Regions from separate parts of the Homo sapiens genome. Here all the other regions are linked to region 3. A link is a loop called in an ENCODE intact Hi-C map of the cell type or tissue named here. Cell type or tissue: ascending aorta. All regions are shown on one strand.

What was found. Peaks named below come from ENCODE experiments on the same cell type or tissue, not always from the same donor. Only the 100,000 strongest peaks of a DNase experiment are listed, where the experiment ranks them.
Region 1: it touches region 3 in a loop (3.0-fold over the local background); 6 of 110 quality-filtered maps call a loop at or near these places.
Region 2: it touches region 3 in a loop (8-fold over the local background); 101 of 110 quality-filtered maps call a loop at or near these places.

The regions. Positions count from the first base shown.
Region 1 is chr16:84,644,016-84,652,015 of GRCh38, reverse strand. It overlaps KLHL36 (kelch like family member 36), which reads right to left and starts at 3,505. Exons shown (of 5, transcript NM_024731.4): 1 at 3,367-3,505; 2 at 1,086-1,164. The coding sequence starts at 1,148. LOC105371376 (a long non-coding RNA gene) reads left to right here and starts at 2,437. Exons shown (of 4, transcript XR_933817.2): 1 at 2,437-2,524; 2 at 2,688-2,813; 3 at 5,460-5,580. RefSeq lists silencers at 2,932-3,211, 3,422-3,611, 3,672-3,841. In ascending aorta, a CTCF peak has its summit at 3,786; DNase peaks (open chromatin) are centred at 2,675, 3,065 and 3,635; H3K4me3 peaks cover 2,852 bases; H3K27ac peaks cover 2,964 bases.
Region 2 is chr16:84,667,692-84,675,691 of GRCh38, reverse strand. No RefSeq gene overlaps it. Among named protein-coding and RNA genes, the nearest start is that of KLHL36, 23 kb to the right of the region's middle. RefSeq lists an enhancer at 2,712-3,213. In ascending aorta, a CTCF peak has its summit at 3,198 (motif pointing left); a DNase peak (open chromatin) is centred at 3,171.
Region 3 is chr16:84,722,089-84,730,088 of GRCh38, reverse strand. The region is part of intron 1 of USP10 (ubiquitin specific peptidase 10); the gene reads right to left. It overlaps LOC124903737 (a long non-coding RNA gene), which reads left to right. Exons shown (of 3, transcript XR_007065154.1): 3 at 1,035-2,608. Among named protein-coding and RNA genes, the nearest start is that of USP10, 26 kb to the right of the region's middle. RefSeq lists enhancers at 2,832-3,332, 3,558-3,607, 3,732-4,026. In ascending aorta, a CTCF peak has its summit at 3,876 (motif pointing right); DNase peaks (open chromatin) are centred at 3,284 and 3,848; H3K4me3 peaks cover 432 bases; H3K27ac peaks cover 1,143 bases.

The DNA.
Region 1 (8,000 bases), 78 kb after region 3:
CTCAAGAGAGCCAACCTCTCTTGAAAATGACAGCCAGTTTTTCTTTTAGAATCTGTAGAATCTCTTTCCCCCTTTTTCTCAACTCTATAGGCTGCTGCCAGCTCCCTTCATCTAAAGAAGTGTTTCTGTATCTTTTTTCATTATTGCCCCACAAGAAGGCTTTTAAGATTTTTTTCCCTAATAGCCTCCCCAGCAAAATCTTAACATCACAGATGCACTGTATGTCTGCTCATGTACTGTATGTATAATTGTGTCTTATGCATAAAAGGAGTAAAATTCCTTCCACCCTCCCGAGAACCAATTTTCTCCCACTTCAGGGCAATATCATACTCATTGAGAATCCATGATCTGAGGTAACCATAAGATTTAATCTCCAAAAGGGATACCTCTAAAGAACAGAGGGCATTACGAATATTTATAACGGGGAAACAGGTTACCAGGAACCTCATACCAATGGCTCCCCCACTCTTTACCAACAGCAGCTGTGGGGACAGGAGTTTGTGGAAAGTATAGCAGCCGGGTCTGGCTCTTGGATTTTAATGTGGCTGGTGGGAACAGGCTACATATTTCTAATTAGAACTCCCCCAGTAGCCTGGCTCTGGGGAACTTGCCCTCACTTGCTCTTAGGTCGCAGGGAATCATGACCAGGGAAGACGACTCCAGGCCCTTGGGGTCCGGGTACACGGTGTGTTGCCCTCACCCTAAGGTAGAAGGCTGGGTTCTCAATGGACCTGTCCTTGGAGTTTTTGAGCCCCCAAGCAGGCATGGGAATCCCAGTTTTCTTCCTGTCCCATCCACCTCCTTGGGTTAACGAATGAGTCAAGTTGTCACAAAAAGAAAGCTCCGGAATGTCACATGGAAAAATGAAGACATCTGGCCATAGCGTCTCTACCATCCCTCATACTTCCCACTGTCTGATTTTATGACAATTTCTGCTCCTTGCCCGTTTCCACCTTTACTTGTCATTAAGGAGACTGACAACACCAATGACAAAAAAATCAGTCTGTGATTAGAAATGAGTGAATCAGAAAAAGGATCACACTTCTTAGGCAATTTGCATAGGTGGTGAGTGAACATTCACAGACCTTTGATGATTCGCTGATCTTGTATGGCCGAGACACTCGCGTCTGCCTGCTTCCCTCCATCATTAAAGAGATTTCAGCCCTAGGAGAAGAACAGGATTTCTGAGCATGCAGTCATAACTCTAGGTCATTCATTAATTTCAGGCCCTGCTAGCAGATACCAAGGATGACAGTGAAAACAGTCACACGGAAGAAGGAGGGAGGGAGGACCGTGCACTACAAAGAACTCTTTTACACCGAGTTGAGAAATCATCGGGTTGTTAGAATTGGACAGAACATTTAACTCCCATTCCTTTATCATCTAAAATCTGATATCATGTCATTTGGTTCACTTCCTACAAATAATTACCTTTTGGCTACATCAAGGTTATAATGATAAGTTATCATTTCGGAGCCCAGACTACAGCCCTCGAACCAAGCTAAGTGACTTAAGTGTGCCATCTCATTTAACCCCCACAAAGATTATACTTGGCCAGGCTGATATCACTTATTTCATTTCACAGATGAGGATATTGATCTCATGGTCACAAAGCTAGTAAACGGCCGAGAATCACGCCTCGGTCTGTCCAGCTTCAAAACCTGGATCCATCACCATGACACGCTGCTGAATGAGGCCCGGGTTCGAGAGTATCACACTTTAAAAATATCATGATGCAGATGAGGATGTGGTACAGTGATGACTACCATGTACACAGTACATTCTAGACACACACTGTCCCCAAGTGCTTCTCTGCATCTTCACTTAGTCCCCACTGCAACCCCATGAGGCCAGCACTGTGACTGGAGGATGCTGAGAGCAGTGAGGTGAAATAAGCTGCCCGGCGTCACACAGCTGGGAACTGGCAGAATTGGGATTCCAGCTCAGGGAAGCGCCCATGCTCTTAACTCTTAGGCTACACTGCCTGGCTCTTGGGTGGGGGATCACTGCAGACAGAGTTAAGCTTTGGTGTGTGGGGGGCGGGGGAGGCAGGGGGAGGGGCAGGTGCTTCAAAGATGGAAGGGAACACAGAGAAGGGACTTTGCCAACTAATATTAGCACAAGTCACATACTGAGACGAAGGTTTTAAAGAGGATTTTTTTCCCCCGCTATTTGAGTTCATGAGAAGAGTTTGTTACCTATTGAACAAATAGTCTTCACTAATAAAGAACAATGTGACAAGAAGTCAGCACTGTTCTTAGATAACTGGGGACACAGGGAGGGCACTCCAGTGTTCCCATGGAAGGAATGAATTCGGGCACAGTCCGTCCCGTGCAACTCCCCTAGGGAGAGAAGGGGCAACTGGATTCCTCTCGACAAACTAGAAACTTTGTGACAATGACAAGCTGTTCCCACCCCGGCCCTCCCCTAGGATGCTGGAGAGCCCAGAGAGGGAAGAGAAGAAACCCAGCGTTGGTGCGGTGCCCACCGCGGACTCGACTTCATTCCACCTTCACGCTGAGAGGTGACACCGTCGTTCCCACAGTGAGACCTGGCGCTCGGGTGCCCCAGGGGGGGTTGCCCAAGGTCACAGAACAGCAAGCAGCAGGTGCCCTCTCTCTCCACCGCCCCAGGCAGCCTGCCCAGAATCAACCAGGCCTTCTAACGCTCAACGCTTTATTTTCTAGGCCAAGATACCTAGAGAGAGTTCGCGGGGCCGGAGGCTCCCTGCTGTCTCCTGCAAGTGCGTGGGGGTGGGGTCTGATTTCCACCCGTGTTGGACGTCAGCGGCCTCCGACGCTTTTTGGAAGCAGGTGAAGGGTCAAGGCCACCCCCAAGCACAGTGACAATCCCAGGTCACTGGAAAAGGTCTTCCAGTAAACATGGGACCGCAGGCCCCGTCCGGCCGGGGGTTTCCCAGAGCGCCTCCTCCCCAAGCTCCCTCCCGACCTCAGCGTTGGAGAAAGCGACGCTGCTGACACCGGCTCGCCGGCGGGGTCTCCGGGGACGCCGCTGTCGTTCGCTCGGACCCCGCAGCCCAGGCGGAACTCAGCGCAACGGCCGCCCAGCAGGCTCCAGCCGGCGGCGAGGAGGCGGAGTCGGGACGGCCCGGGGCGGGGGCCACTCACCTGCCACGCGCGGGGCGGTCCGCACAGGCCGCACCTGTGTCACCTGCGGGGGCGGCGGCCCCTCCCCCGGCCGCGGCGCCCCCACTCGCCCACCCGCCCGCCCCGGCACCAAGGGGCGCAGGGGGGTCGCGGCTCGCGGTGGCCGGGGACCCTCCCGATCTCCGCCAGCTCCCCGCCCCGGCCGGGCGCGGCTTCCTGGCGGTCCCGGGCTGGAGGGTGGGCGCGCGCGGAGGCCCACCTGGCAGGACGCGCTACGGACGCGGCGGGGACAGCCCCGGCGGCGGGGCCGGGCGGTCGGGGCGGCGGGGCCCGGGTTCAGGAGACCCCCGGCCAGCCCGCTGCGCAGCCATGGCTCCGCCAGGAAGTGCGAGGCCGAGGGCGGAGGCGGCGCGCGCGGCCAATGGCGGCGGCCGCGGGGAGGCGGGGCCGGGCGGCGCGGGGCGGGGCCTGCGGCTGAGGGCGGGACGCGGGGGCCGTGGGGTGAGCTCGCAGGGTGGACGCCCCCCTCGTCCGCGCCCCGGGGATCCCCGGTGTCCACCCCACCACGACGCCCGACTCCGTCCCTTCAAAGGCAGGCCCCAGCCCCGCCGCGCGAAATGCTCCCTGGTGCCACCCACCGTCACGGACGCAGGGCCACGGCGGGGACCAGACACGCAGGGTCCCGGGCCTCGAGGCACCGACGCGTGCGCTGGGAGCTCTTTGCTGGCCCAGAGTCGCCGGGACGGGCACCGCGCCTCTCGCCTCCTTCCGGGCTGAGCGGGAGCGTCCCTGCGGCCACCCTGCGGCGAGGCCTTTGCTGACCGCTCTGCTCGAAGTCACAGCCCCTCTCTCTGCACCCAACTTCCAACCCCATGCTTCACTTGAGCTCTTATCAGCGTCTAATATTCCAAATAATGTACTAGTTTATTCGGTTTATTGTCTCTCCTCCCTACCAGAAGCCCTCCAGGGCAGGGTTTACTGTTAGTTCTATTCCTGACTGGGTCGTCGCCAAGACTGGCACACAGTAGGTGCTCAGTAAATGTGTATGGAATGAATGAATGTAACCTTCATCGATCCATCTATCAATTGTCACACTTCGCTCATGCTACAGCGGGATGAACCTTGGAGATGTAATACTTAGTGAAAGAAGCCAGACACAAAAGACCACACACTGTATGATTCCGTGTATGTGAAATGTCCGGAACAAGCCAATCCATAGAGACAGAAAGTAGATGAGTGGTTGCCAGGGGCGGGGAGTTGCTGGAGTGGGAAATGGCTGCTGAAGGATCAGCGATTTCTTTTGTGTAGTGCTCACTACAGCCTCCACCTCCCAGGCTCAAGTGATCCTCCTGCCTCAGTCTTTCATGCAGCTGAGACCACAGGTGCCGGCTGCCACACCTGGCTATTTTTTTTTCTTTGATTTTTATAGAGACAGGGTTTCAGTTTGTTGTCCAAGCTGGTCTTGAACCCCTGGGCTCAAGCGATCCTCGTGCCTCGGTATCCCAAAGTGCTGGGATGACATGTGTGAGCCAGCACACCCAGCCCACTTACAGGATCTTTATTTTTTAATTATTTATTTATTTATTTTATTTATTTATTTATTTATTTTTTTTCTTTTTTTTTTTGAGACGGAGTCTCGCTCTGTCGCCCAGGCTGGAGTGCAGTGGCGGGATCTCGGCTCACTGCAAGCTCCGCCTCCCGGGTTCACGCCATTCTCCTGCCTCAGCCTCCCAAGTAGCTGGGACTACAGGCGTCCACCACCTCGCCCGGCTAATTTTTTGTATTTTTAGTAGAGACGGGGTTTCACCGTGTTAGCCGGGATGGTTATTTATTTTTTTGAGACAGAGTCTTTCTGTCACCCCGGCTAGAGTGCAACGGCTCAATCTCAACTCACTGAAATCTCCACTTCCTGGATTCAAGCGATTCTCCTGCCTCAGCCTCCTGAGTAGCTGGGATTACAGGCGCCCACCACCACGCCTGGCTAATTTTTGTATTTTTAGTAGAGATGGGGTTCACCATATTGGCCAGGATGGTCTCAAACTGCTGACCTCGGGTGATCTGCCTGCCTCAGGCTCCCAAAGTGCTGGGATTACAGGTGTGAGCCAAGGATCTTTAAATGATGTTCTCACTGACTGGATTGCTGTCCCCCATCTCTCTCTCTCTCTCTCCCCTTTTCTTTGGGGACTGTACACATTCACCCTGCCAAGCCTTACTTGCCTGTCTTTGACCCTTCCTGGACCTGTCCCTACCCCAGACAAAGCTAATCCTCCTGTTATTCTGTCTCCATACCGACATGTGGATGGATCTCTGTTCTGACATGAATTCATGCACTGCCTCTCATTCATCCAACAGACTTTTCAGGAACACCTGCTGTGTGGCCGGCACTGTAGTAGGTGCCAGGGATACAAAGAAGAAACTTTCAGGGCTCTTAGGAAGACAGGAAAACAAGTCAATCAGCAATGGTCCTAGCGTGGTGAGTACTGTGTTGGGGCAATACACGGAGCACCAAGAGTTGGACATATTCTTTTTTACAGCTAGAGTTAAAGATTCTCTTGATAAATAGATATAGGTAGATAAATAGATACATGCCCCTCTATATATGGGTATCTATCATATCTATTTATCTGTCTAACAAGAGATTTAGCTGTAGATATTTTAAGAGCCTATAACTCTTATATAGATAAATGGATACATGCACCTCTATATATGGGTATCTATGCTATCTATCTATCTATCTATCTATTTATCTAACAAGAGATTTCGCTGTAGAGCCTATAACTCAGCATGAACATCGGCCTTCCGGGTGTTGTGTTCATCATGAATGAGAAGACGTGCAACCTGGTGTATGGGGGCCGGAGTAAGGGCCTAAGACAAGCTCATCCACACATGACCTTGACATGAAAACGGTGTGGACTCGGCTAACTTGGCTTCACCCTGCGTTCCCCAACAGCACTTTGTGAACCACTCTCTCAGTCTTTTTCTTTCAGTAACGTTTTGTGTCCTCCCAAATTATAAAAGTAATGCATGCTTTACTCAGCTACTCTCAATACAGAAAAGTTCAAAACAAAAAACCAAACAGCCATGTGTAGTGGCTCATGCCGGTAATTCCAGCACTTTGGGAGGAAAAAGGATCACTTGAGCTCAGGAGTTCGAGACCATCCTGGGCAACATAGCAAGACTCTCGTCTGTACAAAAAAAAATTAAACATCAGCCAGTCATGGCTGCATGCATTTGTAGTCCCAGCTACTTGGGAGGCTAAGGTGGGAGGATTGCTTGAGCCCACGAGGTCGAGGTTGCAGTGAGCTGTGGTTGTGCCACTGTACTCCAGCCTGGGTAACAGAGCAAGACCTTGTCTCAAAAACAAAACAAAATAAAACAAACACTCATTTCTACATCATTCAAAAAAATTGGTTCATATTGTTCTCTCAACATTTTCCTCTTACACAATTTCTTTGCCATAATGATAATTCCAGTTTTCTAAGCACTAGGCAGTGCTGTAAGCCCTCTGCATGTATTAACTCATTTGATACTATCTCTGTACCCTGGGATGTGGATCTCCATCCTTACATGAATTCATGCACTCCCTCCTTCGTTCATTCAGCAGACTTTTCAGGAACACCTGCTGTAAGCCTGGCACTGTGGTAGGTGCCAGGGATATAAAGAAGAAAATTTCAGGGGTTTTAGGAAGACAGCCAAACAAGTCAATCAGCCATGACCCTATCATGGTGAGTTAATACCTTGATCCTTTGAGGAAGGTATCATTACTTTCCCTGTTTGCAGATGGGGAAGCTGAGTCCTGGAGAAGTTAAATCCCTTGCTCAAGGTCCCAGAACTCGTAAGGAGCAGAGCTGGGCTTTGAACCCAGGGAGTCTGCCTCCAGTGTCTGCAGCCCTAGCCTTGGCCACTGCCCAACAGTACCTCAGTGCACTGATGACAGTGATGTGTGCTCAGTGCAGACAGTTGGAAAACAGGCCCAGAAGAGGAAAACATAACCCACCTGAGGAGAACAGCTATTGGCATTTAAGGATAAACCAGCTCAATATTTTTCTCCTGCATATATTCCCTGCACGCCTATGCAAATGAGATCCTATGGTGCACACTCCTTGGTAGCTGACTTTTTCCCCATTTTGCAAATGTCATGAGTTTTTCACATGTCAGTAAGTCCTCGTTGATGACATGATGTTTAATGGCTGTGCCTGATCCTTCAGTATGGATTGTGCCCTTGACCTCCCCCCATTGTTGGGCATCCAGCTGGTGTCTCTATTATGAATCATGCCGTGGTGAACATCCTTGCTCACACATCCATATGCACATCTCTGACAGTGAAGGGGAATTGCTGGCTCCAAAGGTCTGCATATTTGTAAGACCCTAAACCATGCCTCTCCCCTGAAAGCCTGTCCTAATTGGTGCCCCCAACAGCAGCTCAACACTGTCACTTCTGAGATTCAGGCACCATCCGATGGAGCCAGCCAGCTATATGTTTTGCATGGCCCAGTGCAGGATGAAAATGTGGGCCACCTTTTGTTCCAAAAAAGCAGGAGAAAAGCTTGTTCCTTTCTTTTGCACACTCTCTCCCCAACATGGTGCCTTTTTTCCTTTTTTCTTCCTTTCTCTCTCCTTCCTTCTTTCCTTCCTTCCTTCTTTCCTTCCTTCCCTTCTTCCTTCCTTCCTTCTTTCCTCTTTCTTTTCCTTCCTTCCTTCGTTTCTTTCTTTCTTTCTTTCTCTCTCTCTCTCTCTCTTTCTTTCTTTCTTTCTTTCTTTCTTTCTTTCTTTCTTTCTTTCTTTCTTTCTTTCTTTCTTTCTTCCTTTCTTTCCTGGGTGGAACAATTGCCACTGTCACCAAAGACGACCACTCCAGGCTTAGGTTATCTCCATCCTCAATACCTCTGTGCA
Region 2 (8,000 bases), 54 kb after region 3:
TAAAATGTGTGTGCATGTGTGCGTGTGTGCATGCGTGTGTGTGCGTGCATGCCTGTGTGTTTGCATGTGTGTGCATGTGTGTGCATGCCTGTGTTTGTGTGTGTGTGTGTGTGCGCGCATGCGTGTGCACGTGGACAACTCTTGAACGATGCAGGGGTTGGGGCACTGACCCCCTGCACAGTCAAAAATTTTAGTATGACTTTTGGCTCCCCCAAAACTTAACTACTAATAGCCTACTGTTGACCAGAAGTCTAACCAATAACATAAACAGTCGATTAACACGTTTTATATGTGACATGTATTATATACTGTATTCTTACAATAAAGTGACCCAGAGAAAAGAAACATTATTAAGAAAATCATAAGGCACGGTGGCTCATGCCTGTAATCCCAACGCTTTGGAAGGCCAGGGTGGGAGGATCGCTTGAGTCCAGGAGTCTGAGACCAGTCTGGGCAACATAGTGAGACCCCATCTCTACAAAAATGTTTTAAAATTAGCCAGGTGTGATGGTGTGTGCCTGTAGTCCCAGGTACTCGGGTGGCTGAGGTGGGAGGATCACTTGAGCCTAGGAGTTTGCAGCTACAGTGAGCTGTGATTACACCACTGCACTCCAGCCTGACTCTATCTCTTAAAAAAAAAGAAAGAGAAAATATATTTATTATTCATTAAGTAGAAATGGATCATCACGAAGGTCTTCATCTTGGTTGCCTTCATGTTGCATAGACTGAGGAGAAGAAGGAAGAGGAGGGGTTGGTTTTGCTGTCTCAGGGGCGACAGAAACAAAAGAAAATTCGTGTAAAAGTGGACCACGCAGTTCATACGCATATTATTCAAGGATCAATTGTGTGCGTGTTTATATACAGATAGATAGATAGTTGAGAGATGGAGCAAGGCTCCGTCGTACAAGCTGGAGTGCAGTGGCTCAATCACAGCTCACTATAGCCTTCAACTCCTGGGCTCAAGCGATCCTTCCACCTCAGCCTCCGGAGTAGCTAGGACTATAGGCACAGGCCACCATGGCCAGATGCGCGCACACACACATGCACACACACAGTGAGAGGGAGAGACAGAGAGAATGACTTTAAGTCAGCTGGCAGGCTGGAGACCCAGGGAAGAGCTGATGTTGCAGCTGATGTCTGAAGGCTGTCTGCTGCTCCCTCTTGCTCAGGAAACTCAGAGTTTATTCTCTTACGGCCTACAACCGATTGGAAAAGGCCCACCCACATACTGGAGGGCAATCTCAAAATCCATCAGTTTAAATGTTAATCCCATCCAAAAACACTTTCACAGAAACATCTACAATAATGTTCAAACACACAGCCGTGTGCCACGGCCCAGCCAAGTTACAAGCAAACTTAACCACTACAGATGCATGAACCAAATCAAGATTTTAGATCTGCAAAATCAAAAGCCAGGCCTTGGGCTGGGCTCCGTGGCTCACACCTGTAATCCCAGCACTTTGGGAGGCCGAGGAGGGCCGATCACTTGAGGTCGGGAGTTTGAGACCAGCCTGGCCAACATGGTGAAATCTCGTCTCTACTAAAAATACAAAAATTAGCCTGGCATGGTGGCAGGCGCCTATAGTCCCAGCTACTCGGGAGGTTGAGGCAGGAGAATCACTTGAACCCAGGAGGTGGAGGTTGCAGTGCACTCTAACCTGGGTGACAGAGCAGGACTCCATCTGAAAAAGAAAGAAAAAAGAAAATAAAAGAAATATGAACGTGTTCTCTAATGTTGAGTCTCCCAGAGGGGGAATGTATCTCCAGAGCTCCCCAAATGTTTCCTGACCACAAACTCCTTTAGGCAGCTGCTTAAAGGACCTCAGGCAGGTCCTTTAGGCAGACCAGGGCTCTGCAGATCACACCCAGAGGAGCGCTAATCTCCAACCATCTTATCCCATAGTGTGAGGAACTGAAATTGAACAAGATGAAGCCCTGGCCCAGGTGCACGTGACAGAGCCAAGGCTGCAACTCACACTCCCTGACTTATAGCCCCGTGCTTGGTCCACATCACAGAGACATGCTTTAGGCCCCATCTAAATACAGGAGATGCTGAGTGAGGCCTTGCTGGAGGCCCATTAATCATGGGCCTTATATTGGAATCCAGGCCTCTTGAATTTCAGCTTGGAGCATAAAAAGGCCCACAACACTGGTACAGTCAGAAATACAGAACCGCACTTAGGAGTTATGTATTTTTAGCACCTTTAGATGCCTGCAAGAGTGGGGCTGGGGCCCCTGGGGGGATGAATCACACTATTGCAGCATACCTGGTAAAAGGATCCCATCCGAACAGAGCATGAGGCTCTGAGCATGCTCTGAGCACACAGCCAGCGGATGCTGGACACCAGTTAAAGGGTTGGGCCATGCCACAGCCTTCCTGCTGCCATCAACAGGAAGGGCACAGAGGAGGTGACTTTCTCAGGGAGGCAACAGGTGCATGCCCCTGCAGAGGCTGACTCCAAGGCCTTTCCCAGACTTCCCAAGGCAGAAGATTCAGACCCGGCTGTGCTTAATCTGAAAGCTGCCCCTTGGTTCAGGTTTCGGCCGGAGCAAGCCAGGCACAGCTGTTGGCTATGGGCAGGGACTCATAGCTTAGGTAGGTCTGTGGGTGGAGAATGGAGACAGATACCTTTGGAGAACAGTGGTTCTCCGACTTGAGCAGGCATCAGAATCACCAGGAGAGGGCCAGGCACGGTGGCTCGCGCCTGTAATCCCAGCACTCTGGGAGGCCAAGGTGGGTGGATCACTTGAGGTCAGGAGTTCAAGACCAGCCTGGCCAACTTGGTGAATCCCACCTCACCCACCCCTCCCCTCCACGTCTCTACTAAAAATACAAAAATTGGCTGGGCGCGGTGGCGCACGCCTGTAATCCCAGCTACTTGGAAGGCTGAAGCAGGAGAATCGCTTGAACCTGGGAGGTGGAGGTGGAGGTTGCAGGGAGCAGAAATCACGCCACCGCACTCCAGCCTGGGCAACAGGGCAAGACTCCGTCTCAAAAAAAAAAAAAAAAAAAAGAATCACTGGGAGGGCTTGTAAACATTGTAAACACACGCATTGGCAGGCCCCCAGCCCAGGAGTGGCTGATTCAGCTGGTCTGGGGGTGGACCTGGCAGTTTGCATTGCTAAGTTCCCACTGTCACGGCCGCTGCTGGTCTAGGGACCGCATTTTCAGGACTGCTGCTCTAGCGCGCCCCCTGGAGGATGCCCTGAGCTCTGCTCTCACGCAGACTTGAGATGAATGTTGCCTCTAGTCTCACCGTTTTAACCCGTTTTAGAATCTAAGCAGGGAGGTTGAATTCTGCCTCTCAACCTGTACTGTCTAGGAGACCAATACACAGAACTCCGAGAATGGAGGGAAATATTGCTCTAATATTTTAAACAACTTGAGATATCATTCACATACCATACATTTCACCCATTCAAAGTGTACGATTCCATTTTTTGTACAGTCACAGATGCGTGCGACCATCACCCAGTTTTAGAACATTTTCATCACCACAAAGATAAATACCGTGCCCTTGAGCTGTTGCTCCCCATCCTTCCTCGTCCCCACCCCAGCCCTAAGCATCCACGAATCTACTTTGTCTCTATGAATTTGCCTATTCTGACGAATTCTGGACATTTCACAGAAATGGAATCATACAACATGTGGCCTTTTGTGTCTGGCTTCTTTCACTCAGCATCACGTTTCCAAGGTTCATCCATGTTGTAGCGTGGATCAGAATTTAATTCTGTATTACGGACTGGATAATAGTCCGTTGCAGGGACAGACCAGATTGTGTTTATCCATGCATCCATTAATGGGCTTTGATTTTTGTGAATAATTGGTTATTTGTTAAAATTCATAGACTTGGACACACACAAACACACACCCAGCAGCTGCCGAAGCTCTCCTTTGAAAACGAATCAGATCACCTCCTTCCCGAGCTCACAGCCTTCTGTGATGCGCCAGCTCCCATTTCTCACATTTTCAGCACTTTGCTCCTCTAACTTGCTGCACATCCTTCCCCTGCAGAGCTTTTTAAAAAAAGTTGTAGTTTGAGATTCACAAACTAATGTACTAAAATCCACTGACTTGTATACATTGAAAGTATACAATGTAGGCCAGGCACTATGGCTCACGCCTGTCCAGCACTTTGGGAGGCCAAGGGGGTGGATCACTTGAGATCAGGAGTTCGAGACCATCCTGGCCAACATGGTGAAACCCCGTCTCTACTAAAAATACAAAAATTAGCCAGGTGTGGTGTCCGGTGCCTGTAATCCCAGCTACTCGGGAGGCTGAGGCATGAGAATCACTTGAACCTGAGAGGTGGAGGTTGCAGTGAGCAGAGATCGTGCTACTGCACTCCAGACTGGGCGACAGAGGGAGACTCTGTCTCAAAAAAAAAAAAAAAAAAAAGTATACAACACAGCGGGTTTTAGTACATTCATATCACTTATCCCCACCTGACCTATGTATCTTGTTGGTCTGTTTCTGCCCCTGGGGGCAGGCAGCCTGCTTCTTTGTCCACCACCCGATCCCCAGCATCTAGTACAGCGCCTGTCTGGCACAGAGTGGAGGCTTGATGAGTACGTGTGTTGAGAGTGAACGCAGAGTTCATTCAGAACTATCGTGCTCCAGCGGGAAAGTGAGTTCTAATCGGTCTTGATTTAAGGCTGTGGGCAGGTCCTTGAGAGAGTGGCCCAGGCCTCAGCCAACAGGTAGCAACGATGGGGTCTGTGCGGGTCCTCCCTCCGCCCTCCCCTGACCCCACGAAGACGCCCTGTCCGGTATCCACTGCCTCTCTGTTCCCTTTGGGTGAGGTAACAGAAATCTCTGCCGATGGTTTTGTGGAAGTCCAGGGCTTCCCTGGTTAACCTCTCCACTCACACATTTGCATTGTAGTGGAGCCTTTGGGGACACAATTCTGAACCCTATACAGAGACTCTGGTGGTGGTTGTTTTAGAGTTGTTAAAAAATATGGCCAGGCGCGGTGGCTCACGCCTGTAATCCCAGCATTTCGGGAGGCCGAGGCAGGCGGATCACTTGAGGTCAGGAGTTTAAGACCAGCCTGGCCAATATGGGGAAGCCCTGTCTCTACTAAAAATACAAAAATTAGCTGGGCGTGGTGGTGCATACCTATAATCCCAGCTACTCGGGAGGCTGAGGCAGGAGAATCGCTGGAACCCAGGAGGCGGAGGTTGCAACGAGCTGACATTGTGCCACTGCACTCCAGCATGGGCTACAGAGTGAGATTCTGTCTCAAACAAAAAAAAATGTGGTCTTAGCTGGCAGACCTGGGTTAACATCTGCCCCTGCTGAGCAGCTACCCCTGGTGTCCTAGTGCAGGCCCTTGGCCCTCTGCTGATTCTAGCCACAGCGGCGCTGGGCACCCAGTGCAGGCTCGGGGTGGCCACGTGCTGACGGTGTCCCCTCCATCACACACTGCACTTCCGTCCCATGGCCACTCAGGCCCTGCTTGGCTGTTGGTTGGCTCTGTGTGTGCACGGCAGCCAGGAGCTGAAGTGCGCCAAGGCCTCTGGGAGCAGCCCTCACTGAGCAGCGCAGGCCCCATAAATGCTCTCCTCTCCAACCGACAGCATGCGGGCCCAGCAACATCAAACCCCTGCCGTCTGAGGCAGTGGCCTTAGGAACATACCTTCCTTCCACTGAGGGCTTTTTTTTTTTTCTTTTAAAGAACAGGGTCTTGCTCTGTAGCCCAGCCTGGAGTGCAGTGGTGTGATCATAGCTCACTGCAGCCTGAACCTCACAGGCTCAAGCAATCCTCCTGCCTCAGCCTCCCAAGCAGCTAGAACTACAACGATGCACCACCATGCCTGGCTGATTTTCCATTTTTTTTGTGGAAATCAGGTCTCACTGTGTTACCCAAGCTGGTCTTGAAATCCTGGCTTCAAGTGATCTTCTTGCCTTGGCCTCCCAAAGTGTTGGGATTACAGGTGTGAGCTACTATGCTTGAATAATTTTTTTTAAAAAAATTTTGGCTGGGCACGGTGGCTCACACCTGTAATCCCAGCACTTTGGGAGGCCGAGGTGGGCAGATGGCCTGAAGTCAGGAGTTCGAGACCAGTCTGGCCAACATGGTGAAACCCCATCTCTATTAAAAAAAATAATAATAATTAGCTGGGCATGGTGGCACACGCCTGTAGTCCCAGCTACTCGGGAGGCTGAGGCAGGAGAGTCACTTGAACCTAGGAGGCTGCAGTGAGCCAAGATCACGCCACTGTACTCCAGCCTGGGCAACAGAGCAAGACCCTGTTAAAAAAAAAAAAAAAGCCAGGCACGGTGGCTCACGCCCGTAATCCCAACACTTTGGGAGCCGAGATGAGCAGATCACCTGAGGTCAGGAGTTCAAGACCAGCCTGGCCAACATGGTGAAAACCCATCTCTACTAAAAAAATACAAAAATTAGCTGGGTGTGGTGGCGCATGCCTGTAATCTCAGCTACTCGGGAGGCTGAGACAGGAGAATCGCTTGAACCCAGGAGGTGGAGGTTGTAGTGAGCCGAGATCCTGCCACTGTATTCCAGCCTGGGTGACAGAGCAAGACTCTGTCTCAAAAAAAAAAAAAAAAAATTTTTTTTTTTGTAGAGTCAGAGGTCTCCCTATGTTGCCCCGGCTGGTCTCAGACTCCTGGGCCCAAGCAATCCTCCTGCCTAGGTCTCTAAAAGTGCTGGAATTACAGGTGTGAGCCATCACACCCAGCTCCTCCCATGGTTTGCAGATAGGGTTCCAGGGTCAGGGACGGGACACGGCTGACACCTCTCGCAGGGCCAGCAACCTGGGGGAGTTTTCTGATGGCCTCAAGAGGTGAAATGCAGCAAACTGACTCCCTGACTTCCCAGGAGGTTCTGGCAGAAGCCACGTGGCCTCTGCTCATCACACCTGGGACGTTTGCTCTGGGAGCCTTTGGCTGCCATGTAAGAAATCTAGGTGAGGCCGTGTGAAGAGACCAGAGAGAGCCAGACCAAAGTGAACAAGGAGAGAGAGAGAAAGAGACTGGGGGGGCGGGGAAGAGAAGGGGAAATGAGAAGGCAGGGAGAGAGGGAGAGAGAAGAAAGGGAGAGGGAGATGCTGGAGGAGCTGTGTGTTCTCACTCACGCCTTCAAGAGCCACTACCTGTCCATGACCATGTGACCGTGCAGGAGCCTCAGGGGAGAGCCTCTGAGCCAAGCCCAGTCAACCTGCAGAGTGGTCCGCCATGATATTGTTGGAAGCCGTGGCTTGGGGTTACTCGGCAATAAAGCACCTTCTCGTGGGCCTTCTCTCCTTCTTCATGGCATTCTGGCTTCCCGGGGACCACCTCTCTGCCCTACCTGTGTCCAAGTCCTTGTCTAAGGTTCTGCGTTGAAGAGAACTCAAACCAAGGCAACGACTGACTGGCTGGGCGGGGAAGACAATACAGTTGGGGTAAGGTAATTAACCTGAGCTTTGGATTCTTCACCTGGAAAATCGGGAGACTATCAACCTAACCTGAGATGCTTCTGAAGCGGATGCGAAAGAACCCAGGTGAGGAAGTCGGCACCGGGCAGCGGGTCCCGTTTGGGGCTCACTGGCTCAGAGGCAAATTCTAACCACCTTATCAGGTATGATGGCTGCGCAGACACCCCTCCCCAACCCTCCCGATGCTGACCTGCCGAAGGGACAAGGAAAGGGTGCACAACCGTGCCTGGGCTTCTCTGCTGGTGGCCTTGCAAAACCCCAGCAAGGCAGGGGAGCGCCCGAAGGAAAACAGAGCTGGTTCTTAGAGTATTGTGATTGCATTTTTTCTGATAAAGATAGCACACTGCTTGTCATAAGCTGTTTCCCTTGGTTTCTGTGTTTCTTTTCTAATCAAATTACCCCAGTTGACACACATTTAAGCAAATAGTTTCATTTCAGGTCACGGGGACTTAGCCCTGCAATCAAGGAACTGAATGAAATTCCTGGCAAAATACAGTAATTAGAAACACAATGAAAGCAGAATTGAAATGTCCCAGCCTCCCCACAACACCAAAAGGAAG
Region 3 (8,000 bases):
TGGAGGGTTTTCTTGGGAGGGGACTACATACTTTATTCAAAACATTAATCATAAAAAGTAAACACAACAGAAATCACCTTACAACTCTTCAAATACACCCATTTTGCACAGACATAATTTCATAAGCATGTTAGTTTCAAGAGCTCATTGACAACAGCTTAGGACTTGATGAAAACATGTCACGCAAAAAAATACACCATAAGTAACTGCTGATTACCAGCTATGCAACACTGAACTATCATTTAACACTTGACAAATCACTAGCCACGGCTGTTTTGAACTCCAACTTAATTTCCTTAACACTGGCTCACATAGCTCAAAAAACAACTCCATCAAAATACACGTGAATCACATTTTAATCCTTAAATGCATGAGCTTTTAAAAGTGAGCAGTTACACTTCAGCAATATTTAAAACCGGTCCTTTCGATTTTATAACTGAAATAAAGGAACGGGCTAAGAAGTCAGTGCCAAGGGTTTAAGAGCATCTCTGCAAGGCGCTCAGCCTCCCGGGGAACTTGATTAGAATTTCCATCTCCCATACAATGAGTATTCCCCATATGCTCATGGCAGATAAACTACATGTATCTTTTTCCTATGTGTCAATACAAATATAACTTATACTCAAGCAGGAATTCTGATACAACCCAATAACCACATATAAAGGAATCCTCTATTTGGGGAGTTAACTATCAAATGTCAGTAAAAGACAAGTCATCGATATCACAAGCTAGGGGAATCCTAAGAATAAAACGGAATTTCTTAGAATTGCAATGCACATTTTGAAAAACGATAAATATTTCTTTCTTGGCAAAGTAAGCTGGCATGGTAACCATTCAAACATGGATTATGAATGATGTGATAAAATAATCCATACAAATGTGAAGGTTAAGACATCATTTTTGTATTTAACAAAATCATATGCATCATTCAAAGCACTACAATGAAGAAGCATTTATTATCAACACTATTCCAAAAGACAAAGTGTTGCTTGGCCAGACACGGTGGCTCACGCTTGTAATCTCGTCACTTCCAGAAGCCGAGGCGAGCAGATCACTTGACTTCAGGAGTTCAAGACCAGCCCAGCCAAAATGGTGAAATCCACCTCCACTAAAAATACAAAAATTAGCCAGGCATGGTGGTGGGTGCCTGTAATCCCAGCTACTTGGGAGGCTGATGCAGAAGAATTACGTGAACCTGGAAGGCGGAGGCTGCAGTGAGCCAAGATGGTGCCACTACACTCCAGCCTGAATGACAGAGGAAGACTCCGTCTCAAAAAAAAGAAAAAAGAAGAGGTGCTGCTTATAAAACAGAATATGACAACTTTATTGGGAGGAAAAAAGGTAATTTTTGCATATGCTGATAAAACTACAAAAAGGGAAAATGGCCAAATACTTATTCAGTAGCAAATACCAGTGAGTGGACGGACATAAATTATAATTTTGATAAAACTACAAAAGGAGGCCGGACACGGTGGCTCACGCCTGTAATCCCAGCACTTTGGGAGGCCGAGGCAGGCGGATCACGAGGTCAGGAGATTGAGACCATCCTGGCTAAACCCCGTCTCTATTAAAAATACAAAAATTAGCCGGGCGTGGTGGCACATGCTTGTAGTCCCAGCTACCCGGGAGGCTGAGGCAGGGGAATCGCTTGAACCGGGGAGGCAGAGGTTGCAGTGAGCCGAGATCGCACCACTGAACTCCAGCCTGGGCAACAGCGAGAAAAAAAAAAAGTAAAAAAGGCCAAATATTTATTCAATATATTTCAATTATTTATTCAATTTATTCAATATATTTATAGCAAATACCAGTGAGTGACAATTATTTAACTAAAATGATATCTGACTAAATGTTGAAGCAAGGCATGTTTGTGACACCAAAAAGTTTATCACAGAAATTCAGGACAGCCAACTGCTATTAAAATGTTCTGGTTTCACCATCTCCTTCTCCAAAAGCCTTCCTAACTTCCAATCAAATGTTATTTTAGGTGTTTGGTAAAATGAGGAATGTTATCAAAAGAGGGGAGGAGAAACTGCTGTTCAAAAAAGTCAATATCCTGAAAGGCTGTGGGAAACTTCCAGACTACAAAAAGCTAGAGACATGATAACTAAATACATTTCCTGACCCTAGACTGGATCCTGTGCTGGAAGGGAAAATTCTAGAAAGGACATTATATGGTCAACTCCCAAAATTAGAATATGGACAGGTTAGAAAAAAGTACTGCATCAATGTAAATTTGTGAAAGTGGTAACGTATTACTGTGGTTATTTAAGAGAATATGCCTATTCTTAGGAAATACACATTCAAGAATTTAGGATTAAGTGGCTACAGTGTATGTAATCTTCCCTGAAATCTCAAAGGGTTTGGAAAAATATTGTATGTCTGTATATTTGCATTTGTTAGCCCATGTCTGTGTGTCTGTATGTGTATCCGTATGAGTGTGTATTTGCAGACAGAGAATTCCAGCACACACAAATGATTAAGCAAATGGATTTAATCTTAACAACAGGTGGATCTGGGTAAAGGACCATCTGGGGATTCTTTGTACTATTTTTCTTTCCGCAACTTTTCAAGTTTCAAACTATTTGCAAATAAAGAGTTTTTGTTTGTTTGTTTGTTTGTTTGTTTGTTTTTTTAAAGCTAACACTGAAAATTGTGAGGTTATGAGGAAAACCTTTACCCTCTCCTTATGTTTGACTGTTTAGTGTTTTCTCTCCTCTGGAAGATTAACTTATTTCAAAGGCTGTCACATGAGGGGGGAAAATTGTAGGTGTTTGGGTAAAATAAAGATGAAAATAACGCTGTGTCTGACTTCACAGGATTTACAACCTAGTGAAGAGGGAAATGCCACTGATGACATGAATTAGTTTTGCCCATAACAGAGCAAGATAAAATACAGAACAATTCAGTTCACACGGGAGACTAAAAAGCACGAGTAAGTTCATCGTTTCTTGTAATTTCAAAGAAAGTGCAGAGCTTAGGACATATTGGTGGCTGTCATTAAAATAAAAGCAGGTACCTGGAGGCCCTGTCAGCCATGCCACACCACAGAAACTGTGACACTGCTGCGGCTAACTCTGCCCTTCCCACAGCTACACCAAATACCATCAGGAAAGACTGGGAAGCCCCCTAAGGTTTCAGCAACTCTGCCAGAGTCAGAACACTGGGGTCAAAAGGAGGTATCAGAAAGCAGTAACAAACGCTCCTTTCCCGCGTCCTGTGGTTGCATAGGAAATGCCCAGGGGCGGGACGGCACAGAAATGCCTGCGATTCGGGGGAGCAAAGTACAAGGGCTTCAGGCATTTCTTCCCCTTTTTAGGGGAAGTAAGACTGTGAACTAGAGAAGCTATTTATTCCCCTCCACCACTTCCCCTCATATCCCATCCGGCCTCCATCCCGGGCTTTCAAAACTCTCACTGTTCACATCTTTACTTTCTGATCCTTTCTCAAGAGGATGTGGAAAAAAATATACAAGAAACACTTCGAGAAAAGGGGGGCAAGCCCACACCACAGCAGGGATGGGAACAAAAGACACCTTCCTCCCTGAAGCATAGCCTGTTGGCTAAGCTGGCTCAGTTTACCTTCTGGAGGTGTGTGGAGGCCACTACGGCCCTCAGGGGGCCTGAGTTGAGAAACCCTGGGCAAAGGTTTAGACGAAGTGGGAAAACCAGTGTTCCTGCTAAAGGAAAAACAAAGACCTTGCCCTCAGCAATAAAGACACATTCCTCCATCTCAGCCCAAGGAAGGCGAGAAGGAGAAAAGATGTCTAATGTTCACTTGCACAACCTGCTGGCTACAGCTCTCCCGCCGGAACTGCGGGAAACGCCACTTTCGGCTTCAGGAGACGCTGGGGACTATCAGTACAGCACGGCACTAGGGGGCGCTGCAGCACAGCATTCTGAAAGTTTCATCTCTCTGGAAATTTGAATAAATATGCAGGTTGTTCCAAATTAACATTCTCTGCCTTCAAAAGGACTGATAGAAATAGGAGATCAGCCCTGAAGTAAGAATGTAAATACTTTGCTGCTGCATTTGTACCTGCAGTTTCCGAGGCAGGTGGACAACTATGACCAATCTCTAAGAACAATCTCCCATTCACAGATGCACAGCTAAGCCTCACAGTGGCAAATGGTATAACCAGGTCACAGTCAAATACACAAGAAGCTGAGAAGTATAAAGTATTCTCCCTCTTCTCCTGATCCAAATAAGCTCAATTTGGGGAAACATGAAAAGAGCAATAGACTGTTTGGCATGATTAAAGCCTTAATCTCATCTACAAAATGAAGGTATGTTGGACCAGACAACTTCTAAAATTCTTCCCATCTCCAAAAGGATCTCTTGGATCTAAAAAGGATTAAGAAACACGGGTTTGAAAATGTCGTCAGACAGGCCGGGCACGGTGGCTCACACCTGTAATCCCAGCACTCTGGGGGGCCGAGGCGGGTGGATCACCTGAGGTCAGGAGTCAGAGAACAGACTGCCAACATGGTGAAACCCTGTCTCTACTAAAAACACAAAAAAAAATTAGCCGGGCATGGTGGCAGGCGCCTCTAATCTCAGCTACTCAGGAGGCTGAGGCAGGAGAATTGCTTGAACCCAGCAGGCAGAGGTTGCAGTGAGCGGAAATCGTGCCATTTGCACTCCAGCCCGGGTAACAAGAGCAAAACTCCGTCTCAAAAAAGAAAAAAGAAAAGAAAGAGAAAAAGAAAAAGAAAATGTCATCAGACTAATGCATGCTACAACAGGATGACTTTGAAAACATTATACTAAGTTAAAGCCACACACAAAGAGCCATAAATTGTTTCTTCCATTCATATGAAATGCCAAGAATAGGCAAATTACCAGACACAGAAAGATCATGGTTGCCAAGGGCTGGGAGGAGAGGAGAATGGGGGAGCGGGAGGCGGTGACTGCTAATGAACATGAGCTTTCTTTTGGGGATGATGAAATGTTCTAAAATGGACTACGGTGTTAGCTGCAAAACTTTGTGAATACACTAAAAACCACTGAAATGCATATTTATTCAAATACACAAACTCCACAGCATGTGAATTATATCTCAATAAAGTTTTAAAAAAGGTCAGTACTTATATCAAAATAAAAATTTTAATTTCTTTACTAGGCTTTATGAATCAAAGCCCAGTAAGTTATGGGTGCTAGCTGATATCTACTGAACAATCATTGTGTGCTTTCAACTTCAGAAGGTGGTGTGGGTGGTTCTGAGGACATCTGGAGATGACACTATCATCAACTAGTGAATGCACACCAGGAAGTTCGCCAATTTAACAATATGCACTGAGCATCAACAATCCACACTCAACTATGCGAGACTACGAGAGTAAAACTTTGAACACAACACACACAGGGGTCAGGGCATGGTGACATTTACAGTTTTATTACAGTGCAAGCCAACTGCAAGCTGAACTAAGTGTTACAAATGGCAGAAGCAGACAAAGGAAGAAGGAGGAAGAGAAGTTTTGTTCCCTCACTAATAGGGCTATAGCAAAATTTTGCTTTACTTTCTTGGGGCAAAGAGGTCCTGAGAAGCGAACAAAGTAGACAAACTATCACAAAGTCACTCTCACAGGCAGCCTCTCTCCTTGAAACTCAAATGTCAAAGTACTGCAATTGAGTGTCTACTTCCCTGTTTGTATATTCTATTTCTACTATTAAAGTGCTATCAAAAAGTAATCATTTTACCTCTCAAAGTATGGTTTTTAACAGGTTGGCTGTATATTAAGTGCTTTCATGGAGATTCCGAGCTAAAATTTCCTTCAGAAATTTTAGATTGAATTCAGATTGAATCTCCAAATTAGAAAACATGATTCACTTAACAGAAACCCACTTTTACCAACTTTCCAGTCCTGTGTCTATATTAGAACTGTATTACAAAATGGCCATTAAATTTTAACTCGCTTTGCTCTTAACTAGTACTAAATAGCAAGGTAATATAGATAGCCCTCATTATTGAATAACTTCCTGTGTAAAATTGCTATTGTATGAAACACAGCAGATAAATTAGGGAGTAAATTCAGTCAACTTTATCTGGGATAGCCCTAGTAGAAGTTCAAGATTCCACCAACTTTCATATTCATTACAATCACCTTGGTGCTGACCTTAAGAAAAAAAGAAATGGAAGATGAAACCAATAAAAAAGAAACTGTAACAGAAGCAGTTCTATCTTTGCTGGGGCCAAGGACGAACAAAAGAAGAGGCTGCAAGGGGGCTCAATGTCATTCTGGGGAATGACAGAACTGGTGTCTTGATTGTGGAGGTGATTACACAAATGAATACATCTGTTAAAATTCATGGAAATATACACTTTAAATGGGTGAAATTCACCGCACATACGTTATACCTCCATAAAGCTGATTTCTTTAAAGTACAAGAATCGAGTTAGATCCATCTTTGTTTAGCCAGAAGTTAATGCAGTAGACTTGGCATAGAGTAGGTGCTCAAAATAGCTTTGTTGAACAAATGAATTCAGGAAGAGGAAGATGAAAAAACCCACACAAATAAAAAGCTTATCTAAGGATAAGGAATAATTTCTCCAAACTACATAGCAATCATTGTGACTTCCCAGGCGTCAGTGGGCTGACAGTCTTAACTTGATCACTCTGAATGGTTTTTATTCTCATGTTTTTATTATCACCAGAGATGTTCCAGCTAGGAGTACATCTTTCATTCTCAAATATAATCTTCAAATAAATACAATCAAGAAATAACACTTATTTTTAAAGTATAACACTTAAACTTATATTTTAAAATATAAGACTTATTCAACGTAAGTGAATTAAGCTTCACAGAACACTTTAAAGGAACACCTATTTTGACCTAAAGAAAAATCATTAACAATTACCATGTGATCCATTTCCCAAGCTAAAGAGAAACCACTTTTCAAAATCTTAAGTGTATAAGGGGGAAAAAAGGCCAAAAAAAAAAAAACCCTGGATGTGATCAGAAGGTATCGGAGCCGGTCAATCCTTTTAAAATCGACTTTATTCCCCACCCCCCATCTTTGACCCTCAAATAAGACCACCGGTTTCCAGTGTGAAGCAGGCATGCATCCTGTATTTCTTGGTCCCTCCTTTCTGCTCAAACTGTCTTTCTGGGCACATTTCACTAAGAACCACCTATTTGTACTCAGTTTCACTTTGCTGTCAATGACAGGAACTCATGTTCCTAGGGACAAAAAATTATCATTTAAATTGATGTACTATAAAATTAAGACGACTGAGCCGGACGCAGTGGCTCACACCTGTAATCCCAGCACTTTGGGAGGCCGAGGCGGACAAATCACTTGAGGTTAGGGAGTTCGAGACTGGCCAACATGGTGAAACTCCATCTCTACTAAAAATACAAAAATTAGCTGGGCGTGGGGGAGTCTGCCTGTAATCCCAGCTACTCGGGAGGCTAGCAGGAGAACTGCTTAAACCTGGGAGGTGAAGGTTTCAGTGAGCCAAGATCACACCACTGCACTCCAGCCTGGGAGACAGAGTGAGACTCTGTCTCAAAAAAAGAAGACTGACAATATCAAATGTTGGTGAGGACAGAGAAGAAGCATTCTCATACACTGCTGGTGCAGATAGAAAACGGCATGGCCGCTTTGAAAAAGCCTTGCAGTTTCTTACAGAATAGAATATACGCTTACCACATTTTACCCACAAGAAATGAAAACCTATGTCCACACAGACACTTGTACATGAATGTGAACAGCAGATTCAAACAGTGGGAACAACAAAAATGTCTATCAAGAGGAAAGAGACAAGCAAACTGTGGGACATCCACAAAGGAATACTACCCAGTACTGAAAAGGCTGGAACTCAACACTCAACATGGCTAAATCTAAATAGTTGGGTCAGGTGAAGGTAACCAAACAAAAGAGTACAGTTTGTGTAATTCTGGGCCAATGTAATTCTAGAAAAGGCAAACTTTCTTAGCCTATAGTGACAGAAGCAGACCACTAGCTGCCTGGACAAGGTGGGGATTCATGGCAAAGGGGC